Regions from separate parts of the Mus musculus genome. Here region 2 is linked to region 1. The links are chromatin loops, found by intact Hi-C in ENCODE. Cell type or tissue: left cerebral cortex. All regions are shown on one strand.

What was found. Hi-C counts contacts between places; a loop is a spot of excess contacts. Peaks named below come from ENCODE experiments on the same cell type or tissue, not always from the same donor. Only the 100,000 strongest peaks of a DNase experiment are listed, where the experiment ranks them.
Region 2: it touches region 1 in a loop (1.9-fold over the local background); 4 of 42 quality-filtered maps call a loop at or near these places.

Annotation. Positions count from the first base shown.
Region 1 is chr15:66,725,716-66,733,715 of GRCm38, forward strand. Tg (thyroglobulin) reads left to right here. Exons shown (of 48, transcript NM_009375.2): 27 at 3,801-3,968. Among named protein-coding and RNA genes, the nearest start is that of Tg, 59 kb to the left of the region's middle. In left cerebral cortex, a CTCF peak has its summit at 4,472 (motif pointing right); DNase peaks (open chromatin) are centred at 2,430, 3,420, 3,977, 4,474 and 3 more places; H3K27ac peaks cover 853 bases.
Region 2 is chr15:66,819,790-66,827,789 of GRCm38, forward strand. It overlaps Tg (thyroglobulin), which reads left to right. Exons shown (of 48, transcript NM_009375.2): 42 at 7,474-7,638. The region is part of intron 1 of Sla (src-like adaptor); the gene reads right to left. Among named protein-coding and RNA genes, the nearest start is that of Sla, 8.0 kb to the right of the region's middle. RefSeq lists an enhancer at 4,512-7,373. In left cerebral cortex, no CTCF peak of the experiment used is centred here; DNase peaks (open chromatin) are centred at 2,845 and 4,950; H3K27ac peaks cover 261 bases.

The DNA of each region.
Region 1 (8,000 bases):
CCCCTCAATCATTCTCAGTGGCTGTTCAACAGCATATATCTCTGCATTTTATAGAAGCAAACCCAGGCACTTAGTAGGTTAGGTTAGGAGGGGATGTTGGCATTCAGTGGCTTTCTGGGAAGGCAGAGGCTGATCCACGCTCTGTTGGGGTAAAGAAGCACTTAGATGAGATGAGAAACCCAGGGCAATGCGAGAGTGTGCATTGCTTGGCTAGAGGCTGGGAGACTCCCATCTGTTGTAAGGATTACTAGCGGACTAAGTAAGATTGTCAGCATGGTGAGTGGATGGCTGAAAAATAGCTCACACTTTTTTCCTGCCTACTGTCCTTCCCCACCCCCTGATAAAATTATTGAGAGAGAAAAGGATAATTGGTAATTACTAGGTCCTAAAAGAACATTAAATACAACTTTGGAAACCTATGGTAAGTGTTTTGTCCTATTCAGAGAGAGAAAAATGAAGTTTTCTTGGGTCTCAGACAGAGTGTAGACTTTTATGTGGTGCCATGAAGAGAGATGGTAGTCCTGGGCAGAGGAGGAAGACTACCGAAAGTAAGTGCAAGATAAAGAGAAGGAACACTGAGTTAGCTGGATTCCCAGGGTAAGGAGAACTAGCAGAGGGTGGTCTTATCTTAGGAAGGAGCAGGAGGGAGAGGTTTCATCAGGGTTTTTTTCAGCAGCATTAACCAGCATTTTCATCTTGAGAACACCTGGAAGCCATGGAAGTTTTGAGCATGACCTGAGCCTTCTTTTGTTTACGGCAAAAAAAGAGGGGGGGGGCTTAGACAGGATCTAATGTATCCTAGGCAGACCCTCTAATTCAATAATCTGGAACTTCATATCCTTCTTCCTCCACCTCCTTAGTTGTAGGATTACAGGTGTGGACCTCCAAACCTGGCTTTCTGTGGTGCTGGAATGGTATTATGCCAGGATCACGGTCACAGTTGCATTTGAAGTCAGCACTCTGGCTGGAGTGTAGAACGGAGCAGATGAGGCTGACTTGGGTATGGAGTGGTCAAGACAGTGAGAAGTCATGCAGGAGACCTGGTGGCCTGGGCTATTGTGGTGACAGTGGCATGAGGAAAAGGAGACAAATTCAAAAGGACTCTGGATGTGGGTAGTAAGAAAGAAGGAGACATGTGGCTGGCTCACATGGTAGGAGTCTGCTCTCTGGTAAGTCATGCATAGCAGAGACGCCAGGTTATCTATTGCATGACACCAGAGGGAGAGTTGGGGAGTCTTCTCTGGGTACAGTAAGTTTGAAACACTTTTGAGACATTTATAAAACATGCCTCACTTTGGATGAAAAGCTTCAGAGTCTGGAGGGGCAGAGTGGATGAAAGACAGAAAGCACTGGATGGGAAGTAGCATCCAGAGTCATCAGAGAGGACACATGGAGAGAAGACAGCAACCAGTGGGGCAGCCTCAGTGCTTGGTCGCATCAGAAGTAGTAGGATAGGGCCAAGGAAGCAGCTCAGTTGGTAGAATGCTTGCTGTATATGCCTGTGGCTCTTGGATCCATCTCCAGCACCACAGAAAGCCAGGTTTGGAGGTGCACACTGTATAACTACTACTAAGGAGGTCAGGGAAAGAGGATAAGAAGTTCAAAGTCATCACATCAGAGGGCTGCCTAGCGTACATTAGACCCTGTCTTCATTTGTTTTAAAATAGAAGAATGTTTGAGTGCAAGTGAGGATTCTGGGGGCAGGGGTGGCCATCGGTGATGGGTGAGAGGGTGAGGAATGAGTGGGTCATAGCCCAGTGACTACCTGAAAGAAAGGTAGAACCACTAAGCAAGGAGAAAGAAACCCAGGGCAGCTTAAAGTAACCAAGTGAGGGAGGGTAGTATGTGCAGGGGGCTTGAGAGTCCCTCATGCTGCTGACAGCTCAAGGGGACTAATGTTGGAAGATGCCCAGCCCAGCTCTCTGCATCAGTAGTGGTAAAAAGGAAATGGGTTGGGTTTTGTTGTTGTTTTTATTGAAACACTATCTTTCTTATCCTGTTAGAATTTACTATGTACCCAAGGATGGCTTTAAACTTGTAACCTTCCTCTTTCTGCCTCTTCAGTGCTATTATTATAGACATGTTCCATCATGCCAGGTTTATGTGGTATTAGGGATTGAACCTGGGCTTTATGTATGCAAAGCAAGCACTGTACCAATGAAGCTACATCCTCTACCCCAGAATGAGATTGTTTAGTTAAAAGATGGTTAGAACAACTTGATTCTTAATCATCCTTTTGGTTTCAGCCGTATACAGTGTGGGTTCCTATTAGTATTTAGATGGGCAAATTATCAACTGTCCCTCGCTTGTGCATCAACACATGTCTTTCTCCATACCCAAGTTTAGAAAGTCTGTCTTCAGAGACAGGATGCCTCCTTGAACTAAACATATATTCTGCGGGCGCGACTGTTTCTCCAGATGCTGTGTTACTCAGCAGACCATGTGATGCTTCCATGGAAACACTGACTTCATTTTCCCTGGGATCATATATGAAGGATCATTTTGTTCCATGGGGGCAGTGAGCCTTCCAAGCCCTTCTTTCCACAACACTGTGGTTGGCAGCCTGCTTTCTATTCCTTCCAAGTCTAACTTGTCATCAGTGAATTGCCCAGCACTTACCCACCCCTACCCTCACATGCAGTGTCAGAATTTGGGCCCTTGTGACATGGCTAAAAACATCTGGCTGTCCTTCCCAACTCATCTGGTACAGGGGGTAGTTAGGAGTTTTAATTCAGGGGGCTTTGGCTGGACTTGCTGAGATCTGGGGACAAAATCCTGTTACACCCTTTATTTACCACAGCATTCAAAACCTTTAGTTTCTTTAAAATTCCTCCTTTCCCTTACCCCTCCTAGCCATCCCTCACAAAAGCTGCAGCTGCCTCTAGCCTCCTCTGACTACCTTCCTCTAAATCCCAATGGATGGGTTATATTTTCAATGAGGAGTAGTTAGTGATAACTCCTGAGGGTCCAAACCTGCATTGTAGTGGAGGCTACTGGAAAGAGGGACTCTAAGGAACTCCCATGCCTTAAGGTTTACATAAGTGTCACTGAAACTAAAGGATGTGATTAGCAAGTAACTGGTCCCTATCTTAGAAACATGAGGAAAATGTGTGGCTTCTTATCTGGGGGTCAGGGTCAAGGGCACCAATTCTGAATTAAATATGTTACTATTCCCCCCTCTCTCCCTACTTCCCTCCTTCTCTCCCTCCCCTCCTGCCTGGTTTTTCCTTTCCCCCTTACACTCTTGATCACTTTTTCTCTCACATAAACCATGGTGCTCAGACTTCTTTTGAGCTCCCACATTTTTATTGTACCCAGACTGCTCTGCGGTTCTACAGCCAGCTCAATCTGCTCCTCAACGCAGCGGCTGCTGCCTCCACCCTTTCACTATTGCTCAGACACTAGAAAAACCCACTTCTCCTTTTGTAGTGTCTCAGTCTCACAGTCCGTGATATGAGGATATCTAATGAGGCCTGGACTCTTGAGCCAGGCTGTACTGCAGAGTCTTCTGTGTGCTCATTGTGGACATTAACTCCCCAATAGCATCTCAACCCTCATGTGACAACATGACAAAGTCCACAGCTGGTGCCAGCAACTGAACATGTCCACAATCCTCCCTGTGTAGTACATTAGTGCCACATAAGAGGACGGCTAAGGCTATCTTTGAAAAGTGAGTTGAAAGCAGGCTTTGGTGCCCCAGTGTCCCTGTCCCATCCTCAGGCAGCCCAGGCTCTCAGAGTAAAGGACAGCTGTGCATGGCCCTCATGGTTTCCCTCACACTGGCCTATTCCCTTTGGCAGGGCCCACCATCTGTGGACTTCTCAGTTCTCCTGACATTCTGCTTTGCCACATCAATGACTGGAGGGATACCTCTGCTACTCAGGCCAATGCTACATGTGCTGGGGTGACATATGACCAGGGGAGCCGCCAGATGACCTTGAGTCTGGGAGGCCAAGAGTTCCTGCAGGGTAAGTAAGCCTCTATATTTCACCATGCTTCTAAGTTCCTCTTCCCACCAGTGAGGGCTCTGTTAACTTCTTAGATGCAGGTCTACATCCTGAGAGCTTGTACCCCTATTCAGCTTCAAAATTACCAGGTACAGATACATCCTCATCACACTGACCTCACCCTCCAGGCTCCGCAGGTTCCATTTATAGTATAGAAGGAAATGGCACCCATGAAGCTGCACAGGAAGCTAATGGCATGCATATATGTATATGTATATATATATATATATATATATATATATATATATATATATGTCTATCATCAAAACATTAAGTTGATTTATTTGATTTAGCTTTCAAAGCTTCAGCTAGCTGGGTCCAAGGTCCCTTAGGACTCTAACATGTCCAGCTGCTGGTCCATTATCCTTGGGCCAACTGGGGCTGGTCCTGCTCCGGCTGGTTTCCTCCTCACTGGGAATGAGTGTACTCTTTTCCAGCAGGTGGCAGAGGCAGGACAGAATAAGGAAGAAGTGCAAGGCTTCTGAAAGTCTATAGACACTCATCTCTGCCTCATTTTTTTGGTGCATAAATAAACCGCATGGGGAAACCAGAAGCCAAAAGACAGGAAATACTGTTCCATTAGTAGGAGGCATTGCAAAGTCTCATGTAAAATGCCTGCAGAGAAGTAAGGGTGGAAGACTATTGCAAGCGACCCTGGCTGTTCCCCTGGGAAGTTAATGCACCCCCTCTTCTAACCACAGGGGTACAGGGACAGGCCTGTTAGAGATGATGGTGATGTACAGCAGGCAGAGAGAACTGCAGAGCCCGAGAGCAGGCCTGCCCTTCAGCTCACAGAGAAGGGTACTGAGTTTCCAAGGCCTCTGACCTCCCTGTGACAGTCAGGCCTCCTTTTTGCCTTCTTTCCGGCCTACCCCTCTTAGCATGCTCAGTAAAGAGGACAGGCTTTCCTTTCTGTCCTAAGATGCCATTGGCCAGGCCAGTGCTGTTCACAAGGTTAGCCACACTGGGGCCAGTATCGCCCACAACTGGTAAGACATGCTACGTCTCAGGCCACCATGCCCAATAGGACCAGGAATCTGTGTTCTGAGAAGCAGTTCCAATAATTCTTAAACCAGTTGCCTGCTAGGTTGGAAGAGAGGATAGCAATATCGGTTGTCATAGAAACAAAATACCTCCTAGGACTGTTAGGTCAGATAGCACCAAGGCTGAGACCTGCACCTACACAGTGATTCAAGGACAAGGGATGCACTGTCATTGTAATCATTCTCATCTTACAGCTGATGGGAAACAGGCACACAGGAGTTAGGTCACTCCTAAGGAGGCACCTGGGCCTAAAACCAGGCTCTGGAAGTCTTAGCCACTCTCGTACTCTCAGATATGCAGAGAGAATTTTGGATGATATTGTATTATTTTTAAAAAACTCCTGCTGATACCCAGAGCAATATAGTATGCATGTTATTCTTTGAAGAATTATATATGCCTTACTAAATTTTGGACTAGTGACAGAGAGTTTAAAATCTAGTGTAGAAAACACATAGGCAATCTGCGTGGCACACCCAACCAAAGCCTGGAAATACACTGCAGAATCTGGCAGAATTCCAGGGAGCTGAAGTAGCTTCTTTTGGTGGTAAACAGAATCAAACAGCTTATTTATGGGATGGCTGCCTCACAGATGGTCTTCATTATTCTGAGAGGCACGCAGGGTGAAAACAGGCATTTCAGGAAAGACGTGATAAGTTGGCAGCAGTAAGTCACTGAACTGCTTATGCTGAGCGTGTGCTTGCTGTGTGTGTTCAAGGAATGTGCCCTGGCTTGGCCTCCCTGCAACGGAGTCACAACGAAAGGCCTTTGAAGGATTTAGGCCTTTCATCTGCTCATCTGGCTCATCTGTTCCTCTGTGTGTGTGTGTGTGTGTGTGTGTGTGTGTGTGTGTGTGTGTGTGTCTGTGTGTGTGTGTCTGTGTGTGTCTGTGTGTGTGTGTGTCTGTGTGTGTGTGTGTCTGTGTGTGTGTGTGTGTGTGTGTGTGTGTTTATCAGTAGACAACGTTTTTGGGTATCATTCCCTAGTGCCTTCCAGTTTTTGTTTGCGACAGGGTCTCTCATTGGCCAGGGGTTTCACTGAGGCTAGCATAGCCGGACAATAAAGTTCCCAAGGATCTGCTTATCGCTACCTTACATTTCACCATCGCTGGAATTACAAGCATTTGCCTAGCTTATTGAATGGGCTTAATGGAACAAACTCAGGTCCTCACATTTGTGAGGCAAGAGTTTGCCAACTGAACAATCTCTCTAGCCCAAGCTTTGGGTTTTCAATTCAGTCGTGTGTGTGTGTGTGTGTGCTATGCATATATGCTACATGTATGTTTCTGTGTGTGTGCTATGTGTATGTATATGGTGTGTGTGTGGTATCATATATATAGTGTTTGTGTGTTGTGTATGTATGTAGGCATGAATGTGTGTGTGTGTGTATGTGTGTGTGTGTGTGATGTGTGTGTGTGTGATGTTCTATGTGTATGTTTGTGTGGTGTTGGAGATATGTGTGTGGGGTCTGTGATATATATATACACACACACACACATATGTGTGTGTGCGTGTGCATGTGTATATATATGTGTGTGTGTGATGTTGTATGTGTGGTATCTGTGTATGTATATATGTGGTGTATGTGAGTATGTATATATATATATATATATATATATATATATATATATATATATCTGATGTGTGTGTGTGTGTGTGTGTGTGTGTGTGTGTGAGTGTATGTTCTAAACTGGGGATTTTTTTTTCCAAGTTCCAACTATCTGGTCATTCACTTGTATGTCCCATGGCAATCCTCAGTAGGGTGCATTTCTTTTGTTTATCAGCTAGCTACTAATGTCACAGTTGAATAAAGCAGAGACCTGGACCAAGGTTATCCAGGCTTAGATCTGATATCGAAAGCTAATGTGGGTAGGGTCCTAGTTTAGGAATCTACAACTCAGTAGACTCCACTTCCTTTAAACAGGAAGCACACCAAAGTCTGCTTTTCAGTGTTATTTTCATGATCCTTTGGACCACCTGCTGAGGCAAACAACCCAGGGAATGCAGGTCAAACTCCTGAAAGCAGAAAATGCTTTCAAGTCATCTGTGGTTATTGCAGCAAATTGCTTGGCATCTCTGACACTTTGGAATTCCATTCCTCAGATGTCACTGCATTCCTCACTTCTGGACTTGGTCTGAATGCCAGCTCATAGCAAATTCCACTTCAAAGATGGCAAAGGAGAGATGTCAAAAGGCTACTGGAGAGAGGACCAGAGGGTTGAAGGAGGGGTGGTGTGGCCAGCCATGACTTAGTAGTGGTCCTCACGTGATATAACCACAACCTTGGGATATGTCCTCTACCACAAAGCACAACCTACCAGGCAGATGGGAGGCATCAGTCCAGGTGCTGAGTGCAAAAGTTGCAAAGCTTTCCATCACCGAGGCCAAGGTGTTCCCCAGCTAGCTGAGGTGATAGATGTGGGCATCACCAAAGCAAAATAAGCCTGCATTTCGTCACCTTCATAGAGTCAAGGGATTGTAGGGCTCCTATGCTCAGTTTCTAGAAACTAGCTAAGTTCTATCTAAGATCACTTACCCCATCCAGGGCTGATTTCTGGTGCCCACATCAAATGAATATCCCTACCACTAACCCTACAGAACACCAAGAAATGGTTTTATACAATCTGAGCCCATGGCAGATATTTTTCCCCTCAAACTACCAGGGGTGTGTGCTGTATGAGAGTGTTCATTGAGAGTGCTGGGTTTCTGTTTAGATTATGAGTCTGAGACTGAACAGAGAAAAAAATGAGGAGTGTTTACCACCAAGAGGAGAGGGTGGAAGAAATCTAATTTTAGCCAGTGTGGCACCAGAGGATGAGAACTTGCCAGAAAATAGAGAAGCCTCTAGCTTTAGTGGGAGGGGAGAGTAGTGGGGGAAAGGAGAGGATATGAGGCATTATCATGGTCAAAGTACATGATAAATGTCAATGAAAATTTTCTTATAAAGTCCATC
Region 2 (8,000 bases), 94 kb after region 1:
GTTATCACAGAGAAAGGAGCTTCATTGAGGAAATGCCTCCATGAGACCCAACTGTAAGGTATTTTCTCAATTAGTGATCAAGGGGAAAGGCCCCTTGTGGGTGGGACCATCTCTGGGCTGGTAGTCTTGGTTCTATAAGAGAGCAGGCTGAGCAAGCCAGGGGAAGCAAGCCAGTAAAGAACATCCCTCCATGGCCTCTGCATCAGCTCCTGCTTCCTGACCTGCTTGAGTTCCAGTCCTGACTTCCTTGGTGATAAACAGCAGTATGGAATTGTAAGCTGAATAAACCCTTTCCTCCCCAACTTGCTTCTTGGTCATGATGTTTGTGCAGGAATAGAAACCCTAACTAAGACACTTCCTATATTTCTTCAAAATAACAATAATTTATACTTGCTTTCATCTGACAGATTTGAAGGTCATGATAGGAAATATACTTCAAAGATAGAACAAACATGGAGGTGCAAAAGTATGCATATTCTTCTTGTAGAGTCCATCATAACCTTAGCAAGAGACTGCAGGATTGCCCAGGGTAGCAACTGAAGTAAGGATCTGCTTGAGTGAGGAGCTCAGAAGCTGTCAGTGCCCTCATCCTGGTGGGAGCTGGGCTCAGACCATGAGATAAGGAAGTGAGCTGTGCCATGGAAGTGCCAAGTCCATCTGAACACATAGACTATGGGAACAGGATGTCTCAAACAGGAACTGGAAGCTACAGTCACAGGCTGCAATTCAGTGGCTCAACAGACAGCTGCGGAGATGAAAAGAGTCTCCCTCAAACATTCATTCTGTCTCCTGTAGCATGTAGAGACCCCTGTTAGAGCAATGTATTGTCTCTACCCACTCTAGCTAACTTCTGACTCTCTGTCCAGCATCACCTCCAGTGATGGCCATTGCAGATGTGAACTATTCTAACAGGTTCCCAGCTTCTTATTCTATATTCCCAAGGCCTATTTTCCCATCAAACCATGTTCTACATATATATTTCCTAGGGCAGGCTAGGTCTTGCATCTTGAACCATAGTGTTCAAGCAGCTCTCAGATCCAACTGTAAAACAAAGAAAATGTATGTCTTCTACAAAGCTACCCATAAGTGACATGAAGCTAGGCCTTCCTAGAAATGTATTAAAAACTGAAGAGTGACAGGAAGTGTTGAACCATAGTTTACCCTCTCCCCTGCCAGCTGTGGACCCAGCTGTCCCCTTCTCCCCATAGTCTCAGGGACCACTGGATGGCTGGTCTCAGGAATGAATGATAGGGACAAGCAAGTCCTCTTTACGATGGGGTGCCGACCCCACCTCAGCAATCATTAAGGTGGCATTTTTCAAGGGTGATACCTTGGTCTGGCAAGTTAGTAATTTTTAACTGCCATGCACTTAAATGGATTCTGACAGTCAGAAAGCAATGGAGTCAATTAAACATGACATATTTAACAGATGGCAAAAGGTGTTTTGTCAAGACTTTGAGACATAGAGAAAATGAGATAGGTGCAAATCCGTTCCAGAGGGGCAAAGCCCACACCAATCATGTCTATTTCCAAACAAAAGGAATGTCCAGGAAGGGGTCACTGGGGTCCTTGAGGTTTTTGTTGGAGACTGTCCCCTCACCCAGACCTTGCTCCTATGGGTTTTTGTTCCATCTCACTACTTGTTTCCCTGTGGAGTGGCCATCAATGGCCTTAGCCATACCATTTACTTGTGGCTTTATTCATGTGACATGTGCAAATGTCTGCTGTCCTATGGTAAGAATCAGTCATACTGTAGGGTAGAATCAGCTTTTAAAATATGTCCTAAATGCCTCTCTAATTGCAACTGCAATGACAGTTCATGAAGACAATGACACTGTTGAAATTATAAGGAGATGGTAAACTCTACAACTGGCCCTTTATAAGTGGTGGGAGCAGGGAGCTTTAGGAATTGACAAAGTTTAAATATCTATGTAATCTTGGGGTGTGGGCAGGTAATAGGGTGAAGAGTTGGAACAGACTGCCTATGAATCTCACCTGGATCCTGTCATTCATTGGAGCACTGCGTTGTCATGGAAAAGCACACTGGAATCAGAATACTTGGATCTCAGTCTCTTCTACTGGGTACCAGGAAGCTATTAAACATCTTTAATGTTCTTTCTGAATCTATGGAAATTTTACACACATATGCACACACAAACACACACATGCATACACACACACACACACACACACACAGAGTTGTTCTTCTTCTTTTTCTTTCCTTTACAATTTACCAAATTGCTGGGTGCTGATTTGTCTCACCTGGAAAAGCCTGCCCTTATCAATTTCTTATCTCTGTCTCTCCACCTGCCCTAAATTTCGTGGCTAGTCCCAACTAGCCCCTGTGAAACATCTCTAGCTGCCCTCCTGTAGTAGTGGCCACAGGCCCCAGCTCCTCTCGAGATCTCACATAGTTGCTGTGTTCTTCCTCCAAAGCATGGAAGAAAAACCCCTCTCCTTCCTTGCATCTTCCCTTTCCTCCTGGGACCAGAAAGTCCTAAGGAGGATCTGGGGTCTTTAGAAGAGGTTCTATAGCTAATGGAACTGAGCAGAGTACAGAGAGGTTGTAAACCATTGCCAAGAGACTTCACAGGACAGTGTTCTGTCCTTGTGTCCTTCCCAGTCTGCAGTCATGAATCTTCTTTACAGAGCCCCATGTAAGTCTGGCCTCCATCATTCACTCCTGATTGACACAGGGGAAGAAAGATCTCATATCATCTCCCCGCTCTCTGACAACCCCTGCAAGCCTCTTCCTTATTGGCTGCCACCTGTCAGCCATTCATAATGAGAATAAGAATTCATGAAGCTCTGTGCTAAGATGGGGCTGTTGTTAGTGGGAGGTGGTAGATCATGGGGGAAGCTAAAGGATTTATAACTTGGGCTGTTATTACAAGTCTCCAGATCTCACACACCTTGCCTCCTCCTTCTAAACTGTGTTCTCCCAATCTGAAAAGTGGGTAGGAGTTGCTAATATATAGAGGGTTGTTGTAGGGATCACAGAATAAGAATGTACATAAATTAATGCCCCAGCTCTTAAGAGGCCCCTTATAAAGGCTGAATGCCGTTCACTTTCCACGTGAATATGTGCATATGTACGCACACACATGTACATGTACACTTAGTCTCCTTCAGTTTCTACTTACAAAAGTGCCCTTGGTTTTGGCTTGTATCAGCTACCACTCTGTTCCACAGTAAATCGGTACCATCTGACAGGCAAAGGACACTGAGCAATAGCAAGCCACACCTTAATGCTACCCACCCAAGTTCCATAGCCTAAGTAAAACCAAGAACACTGATTCCAAAGAAGAAGAAAAGAGAAGTGGTCTATATGACTTTGTAGATTCTAGTTTCAAGATGGAAGTTACATTAACTATTGTCAGTACTCATGTTAAGATTTTTGCCAAGACTGAAATGCTTCAGACTTCAGTATGACTCATGGTCCCAGGGATCAAGCAAAGGGATGCCTCTTGGTTAAAGGCATACAAGAGAATGTTAACATTGGATAGGAACTACTTTTGAAAGTCTCTTTGCTACAGTTTCTAGGTCTGTCCCAGGTTCTTCTTGCCTCTCAGAAGCATGCTCAAATTCCAACGTCCATGGAATTCAGTGGCAGGCTCAGGTTTGAGTGTATTTCCAGGAAAAGAAGGATATGAAGCACTGGACACATTCTCTGGCTCTAATCTCTACTCAGAATCCCTGGACCACCCAGGAGTCTGGGCTGGGTTCCTGCCTCAGATGATCCCTCCAGCTCCTCCAGCTCCTCCAGCTCCTCCAGCTCCTCCAGCTCCTCCACCTCCTCTAGCACTAAGGCTATCAAGCAGAATTCTGCTCTTTGTCCCAGTTCACTTCTGCCCTACTCTATAGGCAATGGATGTTTTACATACGGCTGTAGCCCGTGGTATAAAAATCACTTCACTGCTCTGGCTTCAGTAGCCCACATCCCTGAGGCACTCATATTTGGTCATTGCTCAAAGGTCTGCCATGTGCTCAAGCCATTTCAGTCTGGCCAAAATCCCAGAGGACTTCCTGTAGCTATAGAAGCCTGGCCTGCACCCTAGGGCTCATTTGCTTATGGCAACCCCCTCTCACACGGCTGTCATTGACTTATCTTCTGATCTTACTTCTCAACATCTTCTATGCAGAGTTCTCTCCTCCTCCTAGAAAGCCTACTTATGTCCCCATCCATTCTGTTTGTTGGCTCCCTCCTTTAACACATATATAGCATTTTACAGGGATGCTGGGATCTTTAGACCCCAGGTTTTTCTTCAACATTCCTAACCTATCTGCCATCCTTGACACTCCCCAGGAGTAGTTACCTGCCAGTGCCCCTTTCTGCTCATTTTCTCAAAGTCCTCTCAGCTCCTGCCTCTCTGCAGAATTCTCCAGGCATACAGGAGCCCTGCATCCCCTCCCTGGAGTTCTCAGTGTATAAGAATTCTAGCCTTTGTCCTGGTCCCAATAGCAGAGGGTTATCACTCTGGTGTACAGTCTGTACTTCGAAAAACCTTGGATTTCTTCCACAGCTTGAGGACACAAGACTCTTTACATAAAATCAGACTCAAAACACTTTTAGGTGGATCCTTCTTGAAAAGCAAATGGTGGCTGAATTCACTGGAGACCATAACTCAGTGGGAGCTGTCAGTGCTCCTCAGGGTGTTGCACTGCTGTAGAGTCATATATCTGCTTCCTCCCAGCAGGGAGCTGGATCGCACATTGCATTGTGGGAAAGAAACCAATAGCTAATTCCACTCCTGATGATAATTAGCATTCACATACACTGTGTGCTGATTACAGTATAAGGTTTTTTTTGCATCATTGTCTTGTATCTTCTTTGGAGCAGTTGATCACAGGGTTCCATGCCAAGATGGGAACTGACAAAAATAGCAGACTGCACTGGAACCAAAACCTCAGTCTGTCTGTTTCTAAGACAGGGCCTTCCTACTGGATATTGGCCCTGCTTCTCACAGAGACAGGCAGGGACCAAGGCCACTGACAAGCCTGCTAGTGCATAGTGGGTAGAGTGTGATGCTGCAGGTGGCTGCCCGAGATGTGCCTCATGTTTGGCAGCTGTGAGACGTGGGGTGCACAGCTTCCAACTTCCTGACACCTCTAGAGTGAGGATTCATGGGCGGTTCTGATATGATACACAGAAGTGCTGCCTAACTCTTCTGCTCTTTGTCTCCCTCTGAGCTGAGACTGCCACAACCCATGCAACCTGGTGCTGACTGGTGAGGAGGCGGGTGTGGATTTCCCAGGTGTTCCTTCCCTGAGAAGTTAATACATTACAGCAAGAATGCAAGGAAAGGAGAACTAAGGCACAGGAAGGAAATAGAGCAGGCCTCTTGGGACTCTCTTCCTGCATAAGAATATTGATCCTGAAGTCAAGGCCATCAGGGCACGCGCGCACACACACACACACACACACACACACACACACACTATGTGCCTCTGTTGCCTTGCCAGATAATAATTTCCTCAAGAGCGGTGTGAGAGGGAGTCTTCCTGGGCACACTGAAGCCACGATTTCTGAACGGCCCCATCAGAGTGACAGGGTTGGAATGCTGGTCTGCTCCCTTTCCTCTAAGCTCAGGCTTTTTTCCCGGGCTCTGTCCGAGGACCACCAGCTGTAAGGCCTAACAAGTCCCCCCAAATGAGGACAGCCTACTTAACTGCTGACTTTCCACAAAGAACAAGGTTTCAGAAAGACTGATCACAACAAAAAGAGAGAGGAAAGTTCTCTAAGCTATCTTACAGTGTCAGTGAAACCCACGCCTTTACCCACTTCCTCCGAGTATCAAGAAGCCCAGCTATTTATAGCTAGCAGAGATATTGAAAACATCAGAGGCCCACCCTGAAATCCTCATGTTCTCAGGCGTTCCTGTAGGCTACTGGTTCTCAGTCTGTGGGTCATGACCTTTGGAGTGGGGGAGCAATCAAATGACCCTCTCACAGGGGTTGCCGAAAACATCTGCATAGCAGGTATTTACAGTGCACAACAATGGCAGAATTACAGTTATGAAGTAGCAATGTCAATACTTTTATAGCTGGGGGTTACTAAAGCAAGAGGAGCTGTATTAAGGAGTTGCAGCATTAAGAAAGTTGATAACTTCTGCTGGAGCCACTTACCACCACCCCACCCCCTGCACTTAGCAGCACAGAATGCTATGCCGCACTGTGAAGACCTCGAGTGTGAGTACCATTCTGTTACAGGAACATAGCAAGTGGTTTTTAAAAAAACAGGTGGTCACTTGGTGTTACAGAAATAAATCAAGGGTGTAAAACTCACATTCACGACAAGTCACCCACTATGTCACTCATTACCAATGTCACTACACTCCAGGCCCCGGCTGGATGCAAGTTTGATGTGCACCTCTCTTGATTCTCATGAGGAGCCTAGAGGGTCCTCTCTTGTTTGTAAGTGCAGATGCTTACACAAGTCTGTTTTGTATATCTTGCAGGAGGCACCAGCAGGCTGAATTTAGTATATAAAACACAGTAAAAGACAAAACCCCCTGTCTGCTACCTCACACTATCTTGTGTCTGCAGCCCAGGCTCTCTGGCCTTATCTGTACTGTTCAGAGATGTTGGAAAGGGCTTTGGTCATCAGGCTATATATAGCTACTAGGTTTTCAGCCCTCCTCCTGCTCACCCCCTGTGTACTTTCCTGTTCCTCGGATGGGCTTCCTACTGCTTGCTTGGCCTCAGGCTCTGGTCACAGGTCCCTCTAAAGACTAAAAACCAGACATCAATATGGGATAGGTATAACACTCTCCCATCAGGAGCCTCCCAGGTATGTGTGAGAGTCTGCCTCACTGTGGCTGAGTGCTCAGGCCCCTGATGCGCCTCTTATTAACAACAGGCTTTTCAGAGAAGTTGGCCGCTTCTACTAGAGAAATACTCCCAAGTGTACAGTCCTCACACTCATGCTAAGTAGCCTGCAGAGGTTCAGTGACAGGACTGCTGAGTTCTGGGTGCTCCATGTCTCACTGTATGTCTGACTAGGCACCAGCAACTTCTCTGTACCTTATATACCTCTTTGTAAGCTGAAATGATGGTGTCTTCCAGAGGGCCTCTATGTTCACATTCAACTACAACTTAGAATTAGGAAACCTTGCTACTTGAGCTCTCTGCAGAGGAGGTGGCTGTAGTTTGCATAGTGCTTTACCAGAAGTTTTCCAGTCCGCATTCAGAGCTATATCACCCTTGACCTCATTATACTTCTTTAGCTGAACAGCAAGACCGGCACCCTCTCTTCACAGATAAGGAAACCAAGGTTTGCACTGACCTAGTCAAGTTTACACAAGGATGCTGTTCTGTGTAGGTCAACCCTGACATTCATACATGTAGGATATCAAAGGTTCCCATGTGTTTGCGTATGGAAGAAACTATAGAACTCAGCTAAGACCTGAGGGTCCTAAGCAGCAGCCAAAGCTGTACAGACTGTTAGCCTGACCCCTGCTCTTTCTTTTCCAGGGAGGCTCTGCACTGTCCCCGGCTGCAATTATCAGCCCAGAGAGGGCCCAACAGCAAGCTGCAGCCTTGGCAAAGGAGGTTGGATGCCCTACTTCATCCATCCAGGAAGTGGTATCATGTCTCCGCCAGAAGCCTGCCAACATTCTCAATGATGCTCAGACCAAGGTAGGTGCTGGTGTACAGGTTAGGGAGGGACAATCTCTTGTCTTTACAAATGAAAGGCCCAGGTCTAACCAGATGTGATGATGGTCTCCACCAAGATACACACCCAGTGCATGACCAACTAAAGATAAACTTGTCTCCTGAGTCCTAGTCCTTGCAGGAGCCACAGGCTACAAAGAAACATACAAGGCTGCTGCTGAAAGATATGTTTCTCTGTCATTTGGATGTCTTATGTACAACGTGGAGCCTATAATGGAGACACAGTTGAGAGATGAAATGAAATAGAACTTGAGAAGGGTCACACCCCACTAGGACCATAGAGGCACAAGGTCAGGTCACAGACCCTTAGATCAATAGTGGGGCAT